Linked DNA regions of Homo sapiens: region 1 is linked to region 2. Evidence: chromatin loops called from intact Hi-C (ENCODE). Cell type or tissue: thyroid gland. All regions are shown on one strand. Each heading gives the region's core, and the rest is flanking DNA. Links, peaks and the distances in the headings are about the cores only.

Region 1 (10,947 bases), core at 2,948-10,947, 210 kb after region 2:
AATTATGACCAGGAGAGGCCATTGGAGAATTTTAGGCAGGTGTGTTCATTTCCTGGGGCTGCTAAACAAATGACCAGGAACTTGGTGGCTTAAAACAGCACACATTTATTATCTGACAGTTCTGGAGGCTGGAGGTATGAAACCACAGTGTTGGCAGGGCCACGCTCCCTCCAGAGGCTTTAGGGGAGAGTCCTTTTCCTCTTCCAGTTTCTGGGGGCTCAGGTGTTCCTGGGCTTGTGGGTGCATCGCTCTAATCTCTGCTTCTATCTGCACAAGACTTTCCCGTCTTCTGTGTCTCGATTCTGTCTCTGCCTTTTATAAGGATACCCGTCATTGGATTTAGGGCCCTCCTCGGTAATCCAGCATGATCTCATCTCAAGATCCTTAATTTCATCTGCAAAGACCCTTTTCCCAAATCTCATCTGCAAAGACCCTTTTCCCAAGGTCACGGTCACTGTCTCTGTGGGTTAGAACATGGATATATTTGGCAGGGGTGGGGGGCTGGGGGGAGCACCACTCAACCCACTACATTGAACATTTAAACTTTACCCGTATTTTACAACCCAGTTGCGGCTTTTGTTTTGTTTTGCTTTGTCATTTAAAGTCAGGAAGGCCTCCTGAAAGAAGTTGTTTCTGAAATCGGTCAGGAAGCAGTGGGCTGGGAGAAGACAGAGCAGGCCAGGGGTGAGAGAGTGTTTAGGACAGAGGACAATGTCTGTGTGAGGTGGAAGGGGGAGTACTGTGAGGAGCTCTTAAAGGTCTGAAAGCGCGATATGGCAGCCTCCAGAGTTTGAGAGTGAAAGGGACAGATGGTAAGACCAGGGAAGTAAATGGAGGCAGAAGGTCACGGCAGTCCAGAACAATGCTTTGGCCTGCTCTTGAAGGCGTGGGGAAGCTGTCTTTAAGCCACAAGTCTTGGAATCATGATCAGTCAGAAAGAAACCTGTTTCTCATCCCTACTCCAGCTCACCCCCACACAGCCATTGGACATTTTGTTTTTATTTTTCATTTTTATTTTTGAGTCAGGGTCTCGCTCTGTCACCTAGGCTGGAGCATGATGGCGTGACCTCGGCTCACCATGACCTTCTCCTCCCGGGTTCAAGTGATTCTCATGCCTCAGCCTCCCAAGTAGCTGGGATTACAGGCACGCGCCACCACGCCCAGCTAATTTTTGTAATTTTAGTAGGGACGGGGTTTTACCATGTTGGCCAGGCTGGTCTCGAACTCCTGACCTCTGGTGACCTGCCCGCCTTGGCCTCCCAAAGTGCTGGGATTATAGGTGTGAGCCACTGCACCCAGCCTTCATTGGATATTTTGTATTGTTGGAATGAGTGTGAGGGGTGCAATTAGCTTTAGAGATGTTGTCCTTCTTTGCTCAGCAGCAGGCAGGGAAGCAGAGAGGCCCAAGAGTCTCACACCTTCTCATTTCCCTGTCATTCAAAGGGAGAAAGAAGGAAGGCAGGAGCTCCAGAGTGTGAAGAGTAGAGTAGCTGTGGAAACTTTTAGGGTGGGGGAGACCCGAGGGGGATAGAGGCCATGCCTCTGTTTGTGGTATTCCTACAGGCCTGGGAAGAGTGGAAACCCGCCCTCGCTGTGTCCCAGCAGAGCAGGGTGGTGGAGCTGGCCCCAGCCCCGCAGCCCCACAGCCTTGTGGCTTCTGCACTCTGGTGTTTGTCTTGGCTGAGAGCTCCACAGGGCTTTTTGAAGCTGATTCCATCAAGGCAAAGCTGGAGGAGTCAGGACATGGGATCACAGAAGAGGCAGCTGGAAGGGGCCTCAGATGGGGAAATAGAGGGGGTCCCACAGTGAGATGATGGCAAAGCAGGAAGAGAGCCCAGGGCTCCTGACTCCTTGCACAGTGCTCAAACCAAGACCATGTAGCTTCCCGAGTGGGTGAGGAGCCCGAGACAGGCTCCAAATCTTCTAGGAAGACATTTGAATGCCAAAGGAGCCCAGAATTGTGCTGTCCCAGAGGTGCCTCCTCTTCTGGGTTCCTGACACAGAGACTCCAGGACTCCAGATTCCAGGGGCTCACTGCACCTGTAGACCCCCCCGGGCCAGGCAAGGGTCTCCAAGGAGGCCTAGCTGGCCCGGGACACTGGGCCATGCCCCACCCCTGACAACCCCATAATTCTCAGATGTGGATTCAGGACTGCCCTTGCTTTACCTCTCTGCTCAGTGAGGACCCTCCCGTGTCCTGTTCCACACAGATGCAGATGGATCACGTGTCTCACAGCTGAAGGCCTCCCCCATCCGTCTCCACCATCTGCTGAGGCCCCATAATTATTCCAAGGCCCGGTGCAGCCTCACTCAGAGGGGAGAGTTCACGCGGTCCTGTAATGCAACCCAGGCCCGAGGCCGCGCGGGCAGGGGGTCCCAGCTGGGTAATGAGCCGCTGGCTTTATTGAATTCTCCGGCTTGAGTCTGACTAATCACTGCCTTTAGCCAAGGCAACCTGGGCTGCCATCTGAGCACCCTGGCTAGGACTTCCTTTCCTTCTCAGCACCCCAATTCCTGCCCCTCCTCCCCAAACATGTTTAAATGACCAAGATCAGAGCGGGAGGGGCTCCTGGGGGGCTGGTTTCCCCCCATCCATTTGGGAGAAAATGTGGCTGGCTCAGATCTGGGGCCCAAGCAGGGTAGACCAGAATGGGCCGCTGGGGTGTACTTTGCTGGGGCCACCCTGTGCCGCGCCTGCAAGACCTGCAGCTCCCACCCCCACCCCATCTCCTAAACCTGCTGACGTCCCTATCACCTCCCCTTTCCGGAGGCCTGGGCCCCGCGGAGGGAGGGCCTTGGCCGAGGAGACTGTGGTGTGGGCCAGGCCTTTCCAAGGAGAGGTGTAGGAAATGCCTTCCCTCCTTTGAGATTCTGCCCAGGCTTGGGCCCCACCCAATGTCATGGTCGTGCGAGAGCCAGCCCCAGGTCTCTCCCTCCTCTCTGTTCCCCAGCCCTGAGAGGACTCCCCACCAGCATTCACCATTCTTATCTCTGCATGCTGGCTTTCTAGACTAGACGGTACCCTCCCTGTGGACAAAGATTGTTGTTATTTTCTTTTTTTTTTTTTTTTGAGATGGAGTCTCGCTTTGCCACTCAGGCTGGAGTACAGTGGCGTGATCTTGGCTCACTGCAGCCTCCGCTTCCTGGGTTCAAGCAATTCTTCTGTCTCAGTCTCCCAAGTAGCAGGGACTACGGGCTCACGCCACCATGTGCAGCTATTTTTTTTTATTTTTATTTTTAGTAGAGATGGGGTTTCACCATGCTGGCCAAGCTGATCTCAAACTCCTGACCTCAGGTGATCTGCTCACCTTGGCCTCCCAAAGAGTTAGGATTACAGGCATGAGCCACCATGCCTGGCCAGTTATTGGTTCCGATGTGCCCAGAACTTGGCACACCGTAGGTGCTCTAAAAAACCTTTGTGGAGAGAAATAGAGGGAGCAGGTGCAGTGTGAGGTAGGAGTGTGGGTGTGGGGTGTGCATAAGCCACGTGGCACCCAAGATACTCTTGTGGCACCTCTGTACCTCCCCATCGCGGCTGCTGGGGGCTGGCTGACTTGGGAAATGGTATCAGCTGTGCTGTCCCGTCAAGACCCTAGCGGCTCAGGAGTTGTTAATGTCAGGGTGAACCTGAGGTCAAGGGTCACTGAGAGTGACCTGGTGACCTCCTCCCACGGCTCCTAGAGCAGATTTGAACCCACCCTGGCAGTGTGAAGAATCCATGGTTCTCCACCCTGTGACAATGGTGGGGGATGGAGGGGCCCTTCCAAGATGGGGCCAAGCCCAGCCCTCTCTGACCTCTCATTCTGAGTAGCAGGAGAGCTGTGCCTGGTGTCCTTGGGGAAAGGGGAAAAGGCAGATCACGCCCGAGGCCAGGCCTCTGCTCAGGAGACCCAGCCCAGCCTCTGCTCCCAGTGGCCTGAGTGGAGGAGGCCCGGTGGACAGTGGGCATGTGCCACTGAGCCGCTCCCGCTGGGCCCACCTTCAGTACCGTGGGTTTGGTGAGGGTAGGGCCCACACCACCCACAGGGAAGAGTGTGAGGGACACAGAGTCAGACACACAGACACACCAAGAGGAGAGAGAGAAGGAGGCAGATCCAGAGCCAGTTCCAAGGGCCTCTGGGAGGGAGGAGAAGACTTCAAAGCGCTCCCAAACAGCTTATAAACAAGCCAGTGGGCGGGGCAGCCAGCATGGGCTGGGGGTCGCTTTCTGGAGGGGCTGGAAGCTTGCACGGGGTGTGTGGAGGCCATAGGCCCGGGGTGGGCAGGAGGAGGGCCCAGCCTAACCTCTCTGTGACTCGGTTTCCTCTCCCGCGCTAGGGAGCTCCCTCCTGGGGCTGCCGTGGGGTCAGCAGCAACGTGCAGGTGAAAACACTGTGTGGGCTCCAGGCCGATCAGATGTTATTTATTATTCTGAGCTGTGTTTTGGTGGGAGACTTGGAAGGGCTGGAGGGAGAGTCAGAGTGCTTTGGGCTCCTCTCTTTCCCGATGCTGCTTTGAGAGTTCTCAGAGTAGAACGTCCAGGAATGGGGCCCGGGAAGGAGAAGTCCGTGGCTTGAGACAGGACCAGGTTGGGTGTGGGGGCTTTCTCCATCAGCCCCAGGAGTGGGGGTAGGATGGCCAAGCTTCCCCTGCCCTGCCGTGTGCCCCTCTCCTGCCCTCCTCAGCACCCCCCAACCTCTGCTCGGTGCCTCCCCTCCTCCGACCCCCTCTCATCTCTCCCACACCCTCTAATGGTCTCTTGGGACTGCCCAGAAATCGGCCTCCTCTCCTTGGATACTTGTCCTGGCCTAATGGGGCTGTGACAGTTTTTCTAAGTCCTGCTTATAAATGTGTCACTGTCCATGTCCCTTTGTGCTATCAAAGGAGGCTGCGCAAACCGCGTTTGTCCAAGGGCTGTGTGAAGGCCCCCGCGCGGAGCAGCTGGAACACGGGCTGATGAAATTACGGGGAATTCAAAGCAGCCGGCGTCGCCCGCTGTCTGGCTTCATTACGGGGACTGGCCTCGAAGGGAAGTTTATTCCAATAATTTAGAGGATTAGGATCTGACACCCTTCATTAGCGATTTGACATAAGCAGAAAAGACAGATCCTGCAGAATGGCCGCACAACGGGAAGGGACCAGCTCAGGCGGGGAGAAGGCAGCACCCGCCCGGCTGGGAAGGGGAAGGGTCTGGGTGTGGAAGCGAGGGTCCCGTGGCCGTTTTACAGTCCTGTGAGATGGCGAGCTGTGTTCTTGAAGGGGAAAGTGGACGTGGGGAAGGAGCGGCCTGGGCTCAGGCCTCAGTTTCCTTAGCTGTAAAGCGAGATTACCTTCAGGATCCCTTCCGTATCTGATGCGTGTGGGGGCCACTCCACCTACTGTCCCCGGGACACAGCAGCTCCTCAAGGCCCTTGTGGTTTGGCCTTGGAAAGGTACCTCTCTTTCGGGGCTCTATGTGCCTCCGCCCCCTACCCCCAGGATCGAGTGACCAACTCGAAAACACTCAGACTGCAGGCTGCTCTGTGGCATTTTAGATAGAAGCCATTTGCTGCCAAATGGGGGAGGAATCGCCCCCAGCCCCTGGCAGCTTCTGGCTCTCTTCCCGGCCCCTCCACAAATATAGCCCCTGATGTTTCAAAAATTTCTTGTCCAGTCTGTGAAAACCAGAGTTTGGGCTGTGCCTTGACAGCAGTTCTGGCAGATGGATGGGGGAGGGGTGATTTTAAAAGGCCCCTGCCCACACCCAGCAAGCTGGTGTCCCTGTTTCCTGTACCGTGGTGGGGTAGCTGTGCGACATGGGCAGGTTGCTTAGCCTCTCTGTGCGTCCTTTCCTCCGATCTGAAATGGAGGTGCAGTTTGTTGTGAGGATTAAATGAGATGATGCGTTCAGAGAAGCCACACGTGTGAAGAGCCCAGTGCATCTGGCAGCTGGTACCACCAGGACTGCTCACTCTGTGCGACCTTGGACAAGTCGCTCGCCCTCTTCGACCACAGACCTTCTCCTTTGGGAAGTGGGGGAGGCCAGACAAGGCTGGCAGTCAGAAGGAGCTCACTGAAGAGCAGCCACTGTGGTCGTCAGCGAGGGCAGCTGGACTCCGGCACAATCCTGAGACACTGTGACCGCGGAGGTTTTCTCGGTGTGTCGATGGAAGAGGGAGGAATGTGATCCGTCCCAGCCGCCGGCGGGGCCAGAGCATATCTGGTATGTGTCTCTGGAATGATTTGGGGAAAATTAACTGAAGTTGGAACTTAAGACGCAAACTGCCCTGGACACAGAGATACAGAGCTGTCCGTGCGCACACCCCCCACAAAGGGCCGGGGCCGGGGTGGGAGTCGGCTTACAGGGCACAGCGCGGCGCAGGCCCGCCCTGGAATGGCCGTGAACTTGTTGTTTTTCCACGTCATTTGCTCTCAAATGTACTATCAAGCCGGGCGATGCTAACCCGGTGGCTGCAGGTCCCTCCTCGTAACAAGCGATTGTGTGTTCTTTAGAGGTGGCCAAAGGGGAGGAGGGGGCCCGGCCCCAAGGAGGTGGGGGAAAGGGAAACAAGCCCTCCTTCAGAGTGAGCTTGCGTGTCCTGGAGCCAGCTCCCCGCAAAGCACATGCCATTTCTGGCCCTTGAAGGGGTTAAAGGCCTCCTGGAGTCAAAAACAAGCAGGTGTCCCACCGTGCCAGATACGCTGCCTAAACTGCTTCCAGCTTCTTTTTTTTTTTTTCCCCCCTTCTGCAATAAGTCTGTGATCAGCCACGGGACAGAGGCGCCAGCAGCCTGCCTGTGACAGGCATCAGGTTAGCTGGCTCCCACTCGGGTGGCGCGCCCAGGATATAAATCCGGGCGCGGGCCCCTGCTGTGGCTCCTCTCCCTGCACACTCAGGAGAGGGAGCTTCCTTCTAAAGACCTTTCTTTTATCTGAAGCCGCACAGCCCGGCAGGCTGTGCTGACTTGGTGGAGGCAGCAGCGGCAGAGCAGCCTGAGCAGCAGCCTGAGCAGGAAACCTGCTGGGGTGGGGAGGGCAGGTGTCTGCAGCCCCTGAGAAGAAGGCCCTGGTGGGCCCCAGACCCTGGCATCGTTTCAGGGGAGGTCTCTAGCCGCCCCAGCCTGCACCATGTGGGCCCCAAGGTGTCGCCGGTTCTGGTCTCGCTGGGAGCAGGTGGCAGCGCTGCTGCTGCTGCTGCTACTGCTCGGGGTGCCCCCGCGAAGCCTGGCGCTGCCGCCCATCCGCTATTCCCACGCCGGCATCTGCCCCAACGACATGAATCCCAACCTCTGGGTGGACGCACAGAGCACCTGCAGGCGGGAGTGTGAGACGGACCAGGTGAGTGGGGTCCAGAGACCAGAGATGGACCACGTGAGCCTGTGAGTGACGGGGGTGGGAGCCGTCGGGGAGGGACTGTGTGGGAGTGTGAGGAGGACAACGTGAGTGGGGTCCAGAAGCCACAGTGTGAGGCGGACCAGGTGAGTGGTGTCCGGAAGCAGGAGTGTGAGATGGACCAGGTGAGTGGGATCCAGAAGCCACAGTGTGAGGCAGACCAGGTGAATGGGGTCCAGAAGCCGCAATGTGAGATGGACCAGGTGAGTGGTATCTAGAAGTGGGAGTGTGAGGTTGACCAGGTGAGTGGGGTCCAGAAGCCGGTGTGTGAGGCGGACCAGGTGAGTGGGGTCCAGAAGCCACAGTGTGAGATGGACCAGGTGAGTGGGATCCAGAAGCTGGAGTGTGAGGCGGACCAGGTGAGTGGGATCTAGAAGTGGGAGTATGAGGTGGACCAGGTGAGTGGGGTCCAGAAGCCACAGTGTGAGATGGACCAGGTGAGTGGGATCCAGAAGCTGGAGTGTGAGGCGGACCAGGTGAGTGGGATCTAGAAGTGGGAGTATGAGGTGGACCAGGTGAGTGGGGTCCAGAAGCCACAGTGTGAGATGGACCAGGTGAGTGGGATCCAGAAGCTGGAGTGTGAGGCGGACCAGGTGAGTGGGGTCCAGAAGCCAGAGATGGACCATATGAGCCTGTGAGTGATGGGGGTGGGAGCCACAGGGTGGGGACCATGCAGGAGTGCCCTGCAGGTCCTAGGAAGGTGAAGGAACACAGGCCCCGTTCACCTGGAGAGAAACAGGGCACCATCCTGTCTATTAACACCGAAGCCTGGAAGGAGAGGTGGGAGCGATGTCCCAGTTCATCAGGGACTGGAGCCCGAGGATTCCTCCTTCATGCGTGCTGAGGGCTACTGTGGCCAGCACCGTGCCGGGCACGTCGTGTATGTTGGCATGACATGTCAGCATGGTGGGCATCAGCAGCCCATTCACAGGTGAGAGAGTGGACACAGAGCCAGGCACGGAGGGCACAGTTGTCATGGCCAGTGAGGGAACGATGAGCTTGGAACTCATGTCTAACAAGAAAGCTTTGATTGCATTGGACTCCAGGCCACCTCCTCAGGAGTTTGGACCCTGAGCCTGAGAGAAGACCAGGCTGACGGCAGGCCAAGCAGGAGCAGCTCTGAATGGATCTCTGGTGTCCCTGGGAGGAAGGAGACCACGTTTCAGCCTCCCAGCGTCCTTGGTCCTGCCTTCTGCTCTGTATCAGAGGGCACTGCTGCAGGGCAGGGCCAGTTCTCTTCTAGCTCCCGAGTCATTCCCGAGGGCCATTCCTGCCCACCCCCTCTGGGGCAACAGGCTGTGGGACCTACACCTGCTCCAGGCAGAGCTATTTCCTGCCCAGTCTGGCCAGCTCTGAGGGCAGCACGGAGTCTCCCAAGGCTCCAGATCCAGGCTGGGGCATCCCCAGGGAACACGAGAGACACTGGTTCCCCCATAGATGCCTGGTTACCCACAGGAGAGCAGAGGGCTGACCTGGAGAGGGTGGCCTCAACCTCACAGTGCCCAGGGACAATTCTTAGGCCTCCCAGGACAGATGCTCCCCTTGGGCAATGGTGGTGCCAAGTGAAAGGAAGATAAGAAGTCAGGAGGAGTGGTGGCTGCTCCCATCTGGCCAAGGTCATGCCATTAGTTGGCTACATTTGCAGGCACAGGCTGGCCTGATTAACCAGGTAGGGCTTGGGGATGGTGAGACTCTGGTGGATTTTGTGTGTCTTGGAGAGAAGGCACCTGTGGAAGGCTGGGTATCCAGACAGCCCTTGGGGACATTCTGGCCCCCTTACACAGAAGTGTTCTAAGGACCCCCTGTAGGTTCCCTGTGGCCAGAAGTACCTTCCCTCTGGTGCCCAAGGACCCAGGCTTTCATGGACCTCCAGGTCCTGAATGTCTTAGGGAATGGGATGAGGCTCAGGCCAAGGAGAAGGTTCTCCTGCTCCTACTCCCTCTCCTGCTCTCCATTCCCTGCGGGGTCTCTCTCCCTTAGACCCAGCTCTGAGAGCTGCCCATCCCTGTCCCAAAGCCTCCCCTGGTGTGGCCTAGAAGACTATGCCAAACAAGGGCTGCAAAACAAAGTCCCCATTCTGAGCCGAAACGGGTAGAACAGTAAACAAGTCAAGCAGGCAGGCTCCATGCAGCCAGGGTGGGGGGATATTTTCCCCCTCTTAGCTGATGTGGAATGTCAAAGAGGCTGAAATAAAAGTTGGAATGACAAGAGGCCAGCCCTAGTGGGGAGTAATTCACAGAGTTACTACCTGGTGGAGGATTAGGAGCGTTGCCTGCCTGCCAAGTGGGTACGATGTGTTATTGTCGAAAACACCACGTGAAATCCTTGTTTGTGTCAGCTCCAGGAGCATGTTGCTAATTTCGAGGAATTAAACTAATGCTTTACGTGGCTCCACAGAATATCAGAGGGGATTACAGCCTGGCAAGTCCTCGCTGACGGCCTTGCTGACCTTTGCCACACAAGGGGACTTTTTTTCTTGTTGCTTTTCCCGTGAAAGGTCCCACACGGAGCTGATACCTGGGCCTGGCACAGCCTGTGGCTCTGAGACCTGGCGTGTGGGGCCCGTCACGCCTGCCCTGACTGTTGGCTGTGGATCGATCTGGGCCCTCTCACAGCCTCTGTTCCCCGTGTGTGTCGGTCTCCTTGAGGGGAGGAGAGGTGTGGATCATCTCGGATAAAGTCCCAGGGGCATTCCCCTCTTAACCTCTGATGCGATCTCTTCCAGTCAGCAAGGCATCCTCACTCCCATAGGAAAGAGATGAAAGGCAGGCCTACTTGTTCAAGCTAGACCTCATTTGTGCTATATGATGCAGGAGAAAAAACTCCATTTCTCAATCCCTTCCACTGGGAGCTTGGAGCCTTGTTCTGCCACTTCCCGTCTCTGTGAACTTGGGCATCACCTCTCTGAGTCTCTGCAGTCTCATCTGTAAAATGGTTGTAGGAAAACTTTTCCTCTTAGAGTCTTTGGCCCACCCCTTCCTACCCTGCTAGCTGAGTGACCTTGGGAAAGTTACTTAGCCTCTCTGTGCCTCAGTCATCATCTGTGGAGTGGAGATAATGGCTATACCCACCTCTGGCTTGTGATGAGCATAGCAAGCTCACAGATGTCAAAGTTCTTACACAGGGGCCTAGCATGTAGGAGATGCTACGTATGCATTCGTTATTATTTTCAAGTGTTTTGCTCCCACTAGATGGTGAGTACATGTTAGTTCTCCTCCCCACAAACCATGGGGTAGGATAGGGAGCCCCTCCTTTCCTCCTTCTCCCTGTTCAGGCCACTCTCTCTGGCTCTTTCAGGAGTGTGAGACCTATGAGAAGTGCTGCCCCAACGTATGTGGGACCAAGAGCTGCGTGGCGGCCCGCTACATGGACGTGAAAGGGAAGAAGGGCCCAGTGGGCATGCCCAAGGAGGCCACATGTGACCACTTCATGTGTCTGCAGCAGGGCTCTGAGTGTGACATCTGGGATGGCCAGCCCGTGTGTAAGTGCAAAGACCGCTGTGAGAAGGAGCCCAGCTTTACCTGCGCCTCGGACGGCCTCACCTACTATAACCGCTGCTACATGGATGCCGAGGCCTGCTCCAAAGGCATCACACTG
Region 2 (10,381 bases), core at 2,382-10,381:
GGCTCTGCACCCAGCGGCCCACGCGAGATCAGCCTCCCACTTTTCCCTGGAGCACCCCACGGTGAGCAGACACCCACCCCAGCCGTGAGAGGAGCTGGGGCAGGAGAAGGGTGTGGAGGGTGGTGGGCGGGAGCCAAGCGGGCAGCACACAAACCCTAGGCTCCTCCTGGAGGCTCCCGCCCTCCGTCCTGGATGCTGAGCGAGCAGTCACTGCCCCTCCCCAGGGATGGCTGCCCACACTCACCCCACAGGGCCACCCCAGCAGACGGGCCAGCTTAGCCATGCCCTGCTCCTCCAGCCTGGTCTGGCCTCCCCTTCCTGACTCATAGGTTCAAGGCTAAGTTTTCTGTTTCCTTCCTGTTTCTTTCTTACCCTTGCCCAACTGCCAAATCTCTTTCCTACCCACCCTTTAACCTGCCTGATTCTCTTCCATCTCTCCATCCTTTTATCTTCTCTTTACCGCTCTCTCTCTCTCCCCCCGCCGTGGGCTCTGCTCATTTTCCATCTCCCATCTCTCCTTCCTCCTTCGCCTTCCCTCTTCCCCACCCCCTCCTCTTTTTCTCTTTGTTGCTGTGTGTGTTTTTGTGTGTGTGCACATGTGCATGTGTGTTGTCTGGGTGTCACCTCTTTCTCCTCTGTTTCTCTTGTCAATCCCCTTCCACGACACTTCCCATCACTGCCCTCTGACCCCTGCTCCCCTGCCTCTCCGGCTCCCCTTACGGGCTGGCTCCCCAGGACAGGCAGCTGTTTGACACCATATCCCTGCTGATCCAGGGCTCCCTGGAGTGGGAGCTGAAGCTGATGGACGAGCTGGCAGGCCCAGGGGGCCAGCCCTCTGCCTTCCCTTCTGCCCCCAGCCTGGGAGGCTCCGACCCACAGGTTACTGTGCCCCTGTGCTGTGCCCTCTCCCCTGACCGTGCTGGGCTGTGCCACGCTGTGCCATGCTTCTGGGGAAGCTGGGAGTGTTCCTGCCCACTGGGTATCTGTAGAAAGTGCAGCCTTGGAGCCTCAGTTGAGTGCAAGAGGCAGTCAGGGGTTCTTCTAGACTGAGATCACCTCCAGAAAAGAGCTGGAAGGCAGGGCTGCTGAGATTGCCCCTCTGATGAGAAGGGTGTGTGGAGGAGGAGCTTGGGGAGGGGAGAGGGGATTTGTAAGAATCTGGAAGAGAAAAGAGGGGATGGGGCAGAAGATAAGTTAGCAGGGGGACCTTAGGGGGTGGAGGGAAGGAGGTATCAGATCCAGGGAGGAAGGCCTCCAGAGACAGTGTAGGTGGCCAGGGAGCCCGCTGCCAAGCTGCAGTCTCTCTATCTGCTCGTGTCCAGCACACACTTGCCAGTCCTCAGTTTGGTGGCTTTTTAAGCCATGGAGCCCACTGGGCATGGTGAGTGCTGTCAGGAGCCACTGATTTCTGTCCTGAGAGAGATAGAAGGCTCCAGCTGGGAGTGGATTTTGAGAACTTGGTGTGAAATAGGACTTGGCTTCCTGCCCAAGCCCAGCCCCTTCCCACAGCGCCACATGGCCCTCTCCCCCAGTCCCATTTAATTCCAGGTCTTCTGCTTTCTGGGCTGTTCCTGCCCTCCTCCCCTCCCCTTGATCCCCTCACCACGACCCACTACCACGTGAGAGAGGGCCCCACCCTCCCTCCACCTAGGTGAGAGGCTGCAGACCCGGAGTGGAGACAGGTGTCAGCTGCAGATAGAAAAGCCGAGTCCTCCAGAGGCCCTTTTGGGTGGTGGGGCAGGCAGGTTCTTAGGAAGCCTTTAGCCTGATCCCAGAAAAATGGACAGTGATCCTCATGTGGGAAGGGACCTTGCCTCTTGTTGGGATTCAGTCTCAGATCTGGCAATGACCTAGAATGATCAGTGGGAAAGTGAGTCCCTTTCCGAGGCCTCCCCTTCCTGAAAGAGGCTCACAGGGAAAGGTTGTGGGAGAAGAGGACACGATGGGAAGGTGATGGGGTTCTGGGAGGGACGGTCCAACTGTCCCCTAGCATCCTGTGGGCACTGAGGCAACCCCCTGGGTCCCAGGTGAGCCAGCCAGATGGTGTGGCAGCCCACCCGAGTGCGCCCACTTCAGGCTAACGGGAGAACATCTCCCAGAGCCCAAGTTGGAGAGGGCGGGCGGGCTGCAGGCAGGCGGAGGAGGGCCCACGAGGGGAGAAGCCAGAATCTGGGGGCAGGCCAAGTCCTGCCAGGCTGTTGGAAGCCGAGAGAATAGGCAGAAAACAGCCGTCAGATTGGTGGCATTGTCGCCGGCGCCCCCCGTGCCGCTCTGTCTGTGCCGGGAGGAGAGACAGTGCTTTGCTGGCCTTTCTTCATTTTTTTTTTTTTTGGTATCATCTTTTTGAGAGTCGCAAGCCCTCGGTCCTCCCGCTCCCTCCCTGGGTGGTGGTAGTGTGGGAGGGGCTGGGGAGGCTCCTGGGGTATCTTTAGAATGCGTTTCTGTGTCTCCTCGCTTTGTCAGTGTTTGCTCTGGCTCTTCAGTGCCTGCCGCAGCCTCTCTGATCAGAGCAGGGGGTTGAAGTGGGTGCGGGGAGGCACTGTCAGCTTGTTTGGGGAAAGGGTGGGGAGAGAGAAGGGATGCCTTTTTCCCGCCCCCCTGTGCTTCGTGAAAAGGGGGAAGTGGGGACTGAGAGAGAGCGCGTGTGTGCGTGTGCACGCGCGTGTGCGCTGTCCTGGTTTCTCATGCCTGATCATCTCTCTCCCTGTCTAGATCCCTCTAGCTGAGATGGAGGCTCTGTCTCTGACGTCAGAGATTGTGTCTGAACCGTCCTGCTCTCTAGCTCTGACGGATGACTCTTTGCCTGATGACATGCACACACTCTTACTTAGTGCCCTGGAGAGCAATGTACATACACACTGCCCTCACTGCTCCCGGCCACCCCCGGGGCTGGACTGGCTGCAGGGCTCCAGATCGGCCCAGGGAGGGTCCTGGGGCCGCCTCCTCTCAGTTTGCTGCCAGGCTCCACCCAGAGGCATCAACTGTCAGGACCTCGGTGGCCCACGCTTTGCTGGCACAAGGTCTTCAGGTTCCCCACTGGGGACAAAGAGATTAGATAAGTTTAAATTGGGGCCTTGCCCTGAAGGGTATAGGAGCAGCGGCAGCCATTATGAAAAAGTGAATCCAGACACCCAGGAGTGACACGGCCCAAAACAGGTGTCATCAGAGTCAATCTATGAATTTGGAGCCCTGTGCAAGCCAGCCCTCCCTGTGCCTGTTCCCCTCCTCCCCACCCCACCCCACCCCCCAACAACATGAGACCTTCACACCACGTGGTGGGTGAGAGCCGCATCTCTGCCACCGCTGCCATGCCCTTCTTCACTTGGAGCGCTGTTCCTGTCTCCTCCGTCACTGTCCCCGTGTGTCCCTGCGTCTTCACCAAACTCAGTGGGGTGAATGGGGCTTCTCTGTGCTCTGATAGCTTCCCTACCCTTTCCCTTCTCCAGCTCCCGTCCCTTCTGACTGTGAGCAGCCCCCTCCTCTCCACTGTTCCCCTCCTGTTGTCAGAGGAGGGCCCAGCTGAGGCAGGGACTGGACCACCGGCTGGGGTGTCCCTAGGGGTCTTGGGTGGCTGGCAGTAGTGGAGCCTGGGGCTGAGAGGGGAAGCAAAATAAGATTGTCCTCCAACTTAGCCATCCTCAGGCCTGCTGGGGCTATTTAACTGGCTGGGCCTGCATGGCGACAGGGCCCCTACAGCCTCCCTGGGAACAAGGGGTGAAGGGTTCAGGGGGAAGGGGGTCACAGAGTGATGGAGAAACCTCTTGAGAACAAACTAGGCTCCCTCATGCTGGAGTCCAAGGCTGAGTACCTCCCTTCTCTGAAACAGAGCAACAACCCCACTCCCACCCCGAGTCTGTCCACTAAGGGAGCAGCTGAATTTGGCCTCCACCCTCACCTGCCAGAGTTATTGGTTAAAGTGGAGGTCAGGGAGCCAGCTGTGACATGCCTCTGGTGGTCATCTGCCATTCAACTCACCTGAACCCAACCCAGGCCCTGTGCTGGGACCTGGGGCTGCTGTAAGAACTGGATGAACAGCCTGCAACCTGCAAGCTCTCCTGAGCTGCCTGGTCCCTGCTCCTTGGGAGGGTCCTCTCCCCCTCACCTCCCCCACTGACAGCACAGGGTCGTAGGGGCTGCTGTTGGCTTTTTTTTTTTTTTTTTTTTTTGAGACAGGGTCTCACTCTGTTGCCTAGGCTGGAGTGCAGTGATATGATCCCAGCTCACTATAGCTTTGACCCCCCCGGCTCAAGCAATCCTCCCACCTCAGCCTCTGGAGTAGCTGGGATTACAGGTGCCACGCCACCATATCCAGCTAATTTTTTTTTTTTTTTTTTTTTTTTTTTTTTTAGAAATGGGGTTTTGCCATGTTGCCCAGGCTGGTCTCAAACTCCTGAGCTCAAGCGATCTGCCCACCTTGGCCTCCCAAAGTGCTGGGATTACAGGCATGAGCCACCAGCCACTGTGCCTGGCCTGCTGTTAGCTTTTAATCCTCCCCTGAGCTGCTCTGGGTCAGGGCCCCAGCCCATCCCTGTGGACACCGGGACTCCCTTCAGAGCCTCTAAATGGGGCCTTTAGAATCAGCTTGTGAGCCACCTGCAGGGCTGGGGGCTGGGGGCTGCTCTCCCTTCTCTGGATACCTCCCCGCCCCTCCACCACCACAGTGGGAGCTTAAAGGTGATACAATGTGTGCAGTTTTGCAGGGGGTGGGGGGCAGGGCCTGCAGACTCTCCCGGCTGCCCAGACCCCCTCCTACCTGCTTCCTCCCCGCGTGTGGAGGGCTCATCCATGTGTCTGCCCCTCTCCCCAGCCATGCTCATGCCCATCTCTACCTTGTCCTGGGAGGGCACGGGGGTGAGGGCTGGGCGGGGGGCGCTGCTGCTTTCTGTTGTCAGCGCTGCCTCAGTTACCAAACCCACGCACACCCTCTTCCTCCACCTCCCTCCCCTGTTCCTTTTGCAGATGCAGCCCCACCCCACGGAGCTGCCAGGACCAGACTTACTGACTGTGCGGAAGTCTGGGGTCAGCCGAACGCACTCTCTGCCCAATGACAGCTACATGTGTCGGCATGGGAGCACTGCCGAGGGGCCCCTGGGACACAGGGGCTGGGGGCTCCCCAAAGCTCAGTCAGGTACCAGGGCTAGAGCAGGCCAATTTGGCTCACACAGGGAGATTCCATCCTGGCCTAAGCCAGTCCTGATCTGAGGGGATGGGGAACTGAGGCAGCCAAAGAGGTATCTCTGACCTCAGGGGAGCCTCCAGCCTGGGGGAATGGCTTTGAGTCCAGGGGGTAAGGGTAGAGGCCCTGATGAGGGGGAGAGAGTGGAAGGGAGGGCTCAGGTGAGAACCTGCTCCCCTGAACCCTCCAGCTCCATTCTCTCCCCCCACCCCTCCCCCGCTTCCCTCCCTCCACAGGCTCCGTCTTGTCCGTTCACTCCCAGCCAGCAGATACCAGCTACATCCTGCAGCTTCCCAAAGATGCACCTCATCTGCTCCAGCCCCACAGCGCCCCAACCTGGGGCACCATCCCCAAACTGCCCCCACCAGGACGCTCCCCTTTGGCTCAGAGGCCACTCAGGCGCCAGGTGAGCAGATGTGGAAAGGCAGGCACAGGCCTGGGGGCTGGACCCTCTGCTGCTGGTGATGACCTGTGTTGACACTTTCATTCTTCCAGCAAATATTTATTGTGTGCCAGTGATGTGCCAGGCTCAGTTGCAGATACCAGGGACACAGTACTGGGCAAAGCAGAAGTGGTCTGTGCCTTCTTGAAATTTGCACCCAGTTCCTTGTTCCACTGAGGAGGCCTGGAGACCAGAAGGGGTAGTGCTTGCCCAGGGTCATGCCTATCTGGTCGGAGGTAGAACCCCAGTCTCTGGTCTTTCCTTCCTCACCAACCAGAGCTGCCTCCCAATTCTTCTCCCCACTTTGGACTGAGCTATGGGGCACAAGGCAGGTTTTAAGTGTCTTCACTTTTGGCCAAGCCTAGGGCCCACCTTCCAGAGCCCAGATTCTTTTTTTTTTTTTTTTTTTTGAGTTTCGCTCTTGTTGCCCAGGCTGGAGTGCAATGGCACAATCTTGGCTCCCCGCAACCTCCGCCTCCTGGGTTCAAGTGATTCTCCTGCATCAGCCTCCCGAGTAGCTGGGATTACAGACATGCGCCACCATGCCTGGATAATTTTGTATTTTTAGTAGAGATGGGGTTTCTCCATGTTGGTCAGGCTGAGCTCGAGCTCCCAACCTCAGATGATCTGGCCGCCTCGGCCACCCAAAGTGCCGGGATTACAGGCGTGAGCCACCGCGCCCGGCCCCAGAGCCCACCTGTGATAAGGCCACAGCCCATGCCATGTGTGTGTCCTGAGGCATGAGCGTGGACACATGAGAATCTCAATCCCACATGCTTGGGGGAGCAGGCACAGTCCTTATTCATTCTGCAAATAGTCACTAAGCAGCCTCTGTGTGCCAGGCACTGGCGACACAGCCCCTGCCCCCTGAAGCTCACAGTCTAATAGTGGAGACATGCCTGCCATCAGATCATTGCAGCCTCAGCTCACAGCTGCCAGACACCTATGTGTGGAGGGCAGCAGGGACACAGAAGGGGAAGGGGTCGGTTTTACTTGGGGACAGAGACTGTCACACACTGTGTCACAGAGAACCTGAGTCCGTAAAATCGAGGGATTCTTGCCAATCAGGAAGGGTATTCAGAGCCAAAGGGGAAGTCTAGGCAGAGGCGGGGAGGCGTGAAGGAGCCAGCTCAGTGAGCAGAGATGGCCTGGCTTCTCTCATATCCCAGGAGGCAGGGGCTGCAGAGAGAGCGATTCTTGCAGGCTTAGGGGAGACCAGAGCATGGGGGAGGGAAGACAGGGTTTAGTGGGGAGAGAGGAGGCATGGTGGACAACAGAGGTCAGGCTGCAATGACCCCTATCTACTAGTAAGAGCGGCTACCAGGACCTCTGCTTAGGATAGTCCTGCTGTGCCTGGTGGTGGTGGGCAGGGGGCACAGCCAGCTTGACAGGAGGGCTAGTCCATGCTGGAGAGGAGACTGCTGGGCTGAGCCCTCCCCCACCCCATATAGGCAGCAATAAGGACTGACTCCTTGGACGTTCAGGGTCTGGGCAGCCGGGAAGACCTGCTGGCAGAGGTGAGTGGGCCCTCCCCGCCCCTGGCCCGGGCCTACTCTTTCTGGGGCCAGTCAAGTACCCAGGCACAGCAGCACTCCCGCAGCCACAGCAAGATCTCCAAGCACATGACCCCGCCAGCCCCTTGCCCAGGCCCAGAACCCAACTGGGGCAAGGGCCCTCCAGAGACCAGAAGCAGCTTAGAGTTGGACACGGAGCTGAGCTGGATTTCAGGAGACCTCCTGCCCCCTGGCGGCCAGGAGGAGCCCCCATCCCCACGGGACCTGAAGAAGTGCTACAGCGTGGAGGCCCAGAGCTGCCAGCGCCGGCCTACGTCCTGGCTGGATGAGCAGAGGAGACACTCTATCGCCGTCAGCTGCCTGGACAGCGGCTCCCAACCCCACCTGGGCACAGACCCCTCTAACCTTGGGGGCCAGCCTCTTGGGGGGCCTGGGAGCCGGCCCAAGAAAAAACTCAGCCCGCCTAGTATCACCATAGACCCCCCCGAGAGCCAAGGTCCTCGGACCCCGCCCAGCCCTGGTATCTGCCTCCGGAGGAGGGCTCCGTCCAGCGACTCCAAGGATCCCTTGGCCTCTGGCCCCCCTGACAGCATGGCTGCCTCGCCCTCCCCAAAGAAAGATGTGCTGAGTCTCTCCGGTTTATCCTCTGACCCAGCAGACCTGGACCCCTGAGTCCTGCCCCACTTTCCCACTCACCTTTCTCCACTGGGTGCCAAGTCCTAGCTCCTCCTCCTGGGCTATATTCCTGACAAAAGTTCCATATAGACACCAAGGAGGCGGAGGCGCTCCTCCCTGCCTCAGTGGCTCTGGGTACCTGCAAGCAGAACTTCCAAAGAGAGTTAAAAGCAGCAGCCCCGGCAACTCTGGCTCCAGGCAGAAGGAGAGGCCCGGTGCAGCTGAGGTTCCCGACACCAGAAGCTGTTGGGAGAAAGCAATACGTTTGTGCAGAATCTCTATGTATATTCTATTTTATTAAATTAATTGAATCTAGTATATGCGGGATGTACGACATTTTGTGACTGAAGAGACTTGTTTCCTTCTACTTTTATGTGTCTCAGAATATTTTTGAGGCGAAGGCGTCTGTCTCTTGGCTATTTTAACCTAAAATAACAGTCTAGTTATATTCCCTCTTCTTGCAAAGCACAAGCTGGGACCGCGAGCACATTGCAGCCCCAACGGTGGCCCATCTTCAGCGGAGAGCGAGAACCATTTTGGAAACTGTAATGTAACTTATTTTTTCCTTTAACCTCGTCATCATTTTCTGTAGGGAAAAAAAAAAGAAAAAGAAAAAATGAGATTTTACAAGTGAAATGGAACCTTTTTATATATACATACATACATATCTATCTATCTATCTATATATATATAAAATAAAGTAATTTTCCTAAATAAAAAGCTAATCACGGTCCAGAGTAAAAGCAAAAGGGATGGAGAGTTAGGCACGTCCAGATGGCATTGATGAGAGAGAGATCCTGGAGATGGGGAGTGGGCGGCGGGGAGGGAAGCTTCAGGGCTGCCTCTTTGTGTGTGTATGAGTGTGTATGTGTTTGTGTATATGAGTGCGTGTGTGTATATGAGTGTGAGAGTGTGTGTGTCTGAGAGTGAGAGAACCTGAACCCCTTGCTGTGGAAGGCTGCACCTCTAGCCTGCCCTCCCCAGCCGTGAAGGAGAGGAGGAGCCCCTCCGCCTGGTGCAGGCTGGGGAGGCAGGGTCTCTTCTGCTGCTATCAAAGCTTTACAGCTTCCTCTAGCTAGGCAGCTCAGTGAATGGGAGTAATTCCAGATTAACTCTTATTTCTGCTGACAGCTATCAGCCGCACATTGAAAGCTGGAAATTGGCATAATGAAGCTGTTTTGGTTAATGGGGCCGACTGAGGCTGGGGGAGGTTGCCTCAGAGGCTGCAGATCTGGATCTGTGGGTTGGTGGGGGAGGGGGGAAGTGTTTCTGGGTTTTCCTTCCTGAAGCTTCAGCACGGATTTGCCACACTTCTGGCTGGATGCGTGACCTGAGCTGTCTGGACTTCAGCCTCCTGCCTTGGGGGCGGGCTTAGCTGACTGGCATTACAGGCACTGTCCGATGGGGACCTCGTCCACCTGCCCGCAATGGAATTAAACCGTGTCAACGGAGTGGGCTGTGCTTCCTGAGGATGAGAGTCCAGGGCTGGGCGTCCAGAGGCAACCTCCTGGTGGAGGTGGTAGGGTCAGAGGCCAGGTGCTGAGTGGGGAGCTGGCCCCCTGGGCGGTGATGAGCGAGCGCTCAAGATGTTTACATGCACTGCTGCTGCTGCCTGCCTAGCGGGAGCCAGTGGAGGAGGGAGGTGTGAAGGTGGCCAGGGGCAGGCAGACAGGAAGAGGGGGAGTGGCGTGGCCCAGGCCACCTGTCTGGTGCTACTGCAGACAATATTCTCTTGTCTGAAATCTTGGTGCCAAGAGGTGGTGACCATGGGTCCAGCCAGCCTGTCACCTAGCCACCTCCCAAACATCTGTCCCAATCCCACTCCCTTGAACAGCCCCCTCCCCTCGCCCCCAGGGCCTTCAAACCCCAGGATTGGATTGGGTTTTTGAAACCTCAGTGGCAACGCTCGCTCACAAACCGTCTGATCCGGTCAACTGGGAGCTGGGGGCACCAGGCTGCCGGGCGAGTGGACCTGGAGGCGTTGTCCAGCATTGTTTTCTAAGCTGGGTGAGAGCTTTTCTCATTGCTCTTTTGGACAGAACTCATACCGCTCCTTGAAGCCAAAGCCTGGTTTTATCCTTTTAGGGTGTGCAATAATGTCAAACTTTTTCCTCTGGCCTCCTTGGGTGGGGAGAGGGAGTGCTTGTAGGAGCTGCCATTTAAGATAAAAAAAGCAAAGCTGTACAAAATTCCTAGAGTTCTGTCACCTGGATCTGCAGACTAAGCTTTTATATTTTTGTAGAATTCTATAGCTGTCTATTCCCTAATGACGTTGGAGGGTATGGGGAGGGGGTTCTGGGATCTTTCATTCTCCTAGTGGTTAGAAGATTCTGGGTCAAGGTGAAGCCAGAGAGCTGGACTCCTACCCCTCCCCACTCTTCCAGCACCCCCTCTCCCCGCTCCCGACCACCAGCCCAGCAGCACTAGAGTACTGGAGAGTTGCTTAGGTTGAGTCTTAGCATGCCTGGTTCTTTGTGCGTTCCTCTTCCCCTGGCCTCCTCTTCCCAGTAGGGACCAAGGAATTTGGGGTGAACTTACTATGCTTTTGGGTTGCTCTGTAGAGATCTGCAGGGA

Evidence for each region. A loop is a pair of places that touch in the nucleus more often than their neighbours do. Peaks named below come from ENCODE experiments on the same cell type or tissue, not always from the same donor. Only the 100,000 strongest peaks of a DNase experiment are listed, where the experiment ranks them.
Region 1: a loop joins it to region 2, with 3 times the contacts of the local background. A loop is called at or near these places in 8 of 110 quality-filtered maps.

Annotation. Positions count from the first base shown.
Region 1 is chr17:50,828,852-50,839,798 of GRCh38, forward strand. WFIKKN2 (WAP, follistatin/kazal, immunoglobulin, kunitz and netrin domain containing 2) reads left to right here and starts at 6,735. Exons shown (of 2, transcript NM_175575.6): 1 at 6,735-7,296; 2 at 10,648-10,947. The coding sequence starts at 7,087. RefSeq lists a silencer at 1-103 and enhancers at 1,504-2,375, 2,376-3,246, 3,406-3,926, 3,927-4,447. In thyroid gland, for the core only: no CTCF peak of the experiment used is centred there; DNase peaks (open chromatin) are centred at 6,180 and 6,740; H3K4me3 peaks cover 948 bases; H3K27ac peaks cover 415 bases.
Region 2 is chr17:50,618,948-50,629,328 of GRCh38, forward strand. It overlaps CACNA1G (calcium voltage-gated channel subunit alpha1 G), which reads left to right. Exons shown (of 38, transcript NM_018896.5): 33 at 1-61; 34 at 736-879; 35 at 2,713-2,847; 36 at 4,960-5,128; 37 at 5,413-5,582; 38 at 7,070-8,527. The coding sequence ends at 7,804. LOC101927253 (a long non-coding RNA gene) reads right to left here. Exons shown (of 2, transcript XR_243718.2): 2 at 8,083-8,393. Among named protein-coding and RNA genes, the nearest start is that of ABCC3, 11 kb to the right of the region's middle. RefSeq lists an enhancer at 6,602-7,374. In thyroid gland, for the core only: a CTCF peak has its summit at 7,362 (motif pointing left); DNase peaks (open chromatin) are centred at 6,735, 7,364, 9,170 and 9,445; H3K27ac peaks cover 2,670 bases.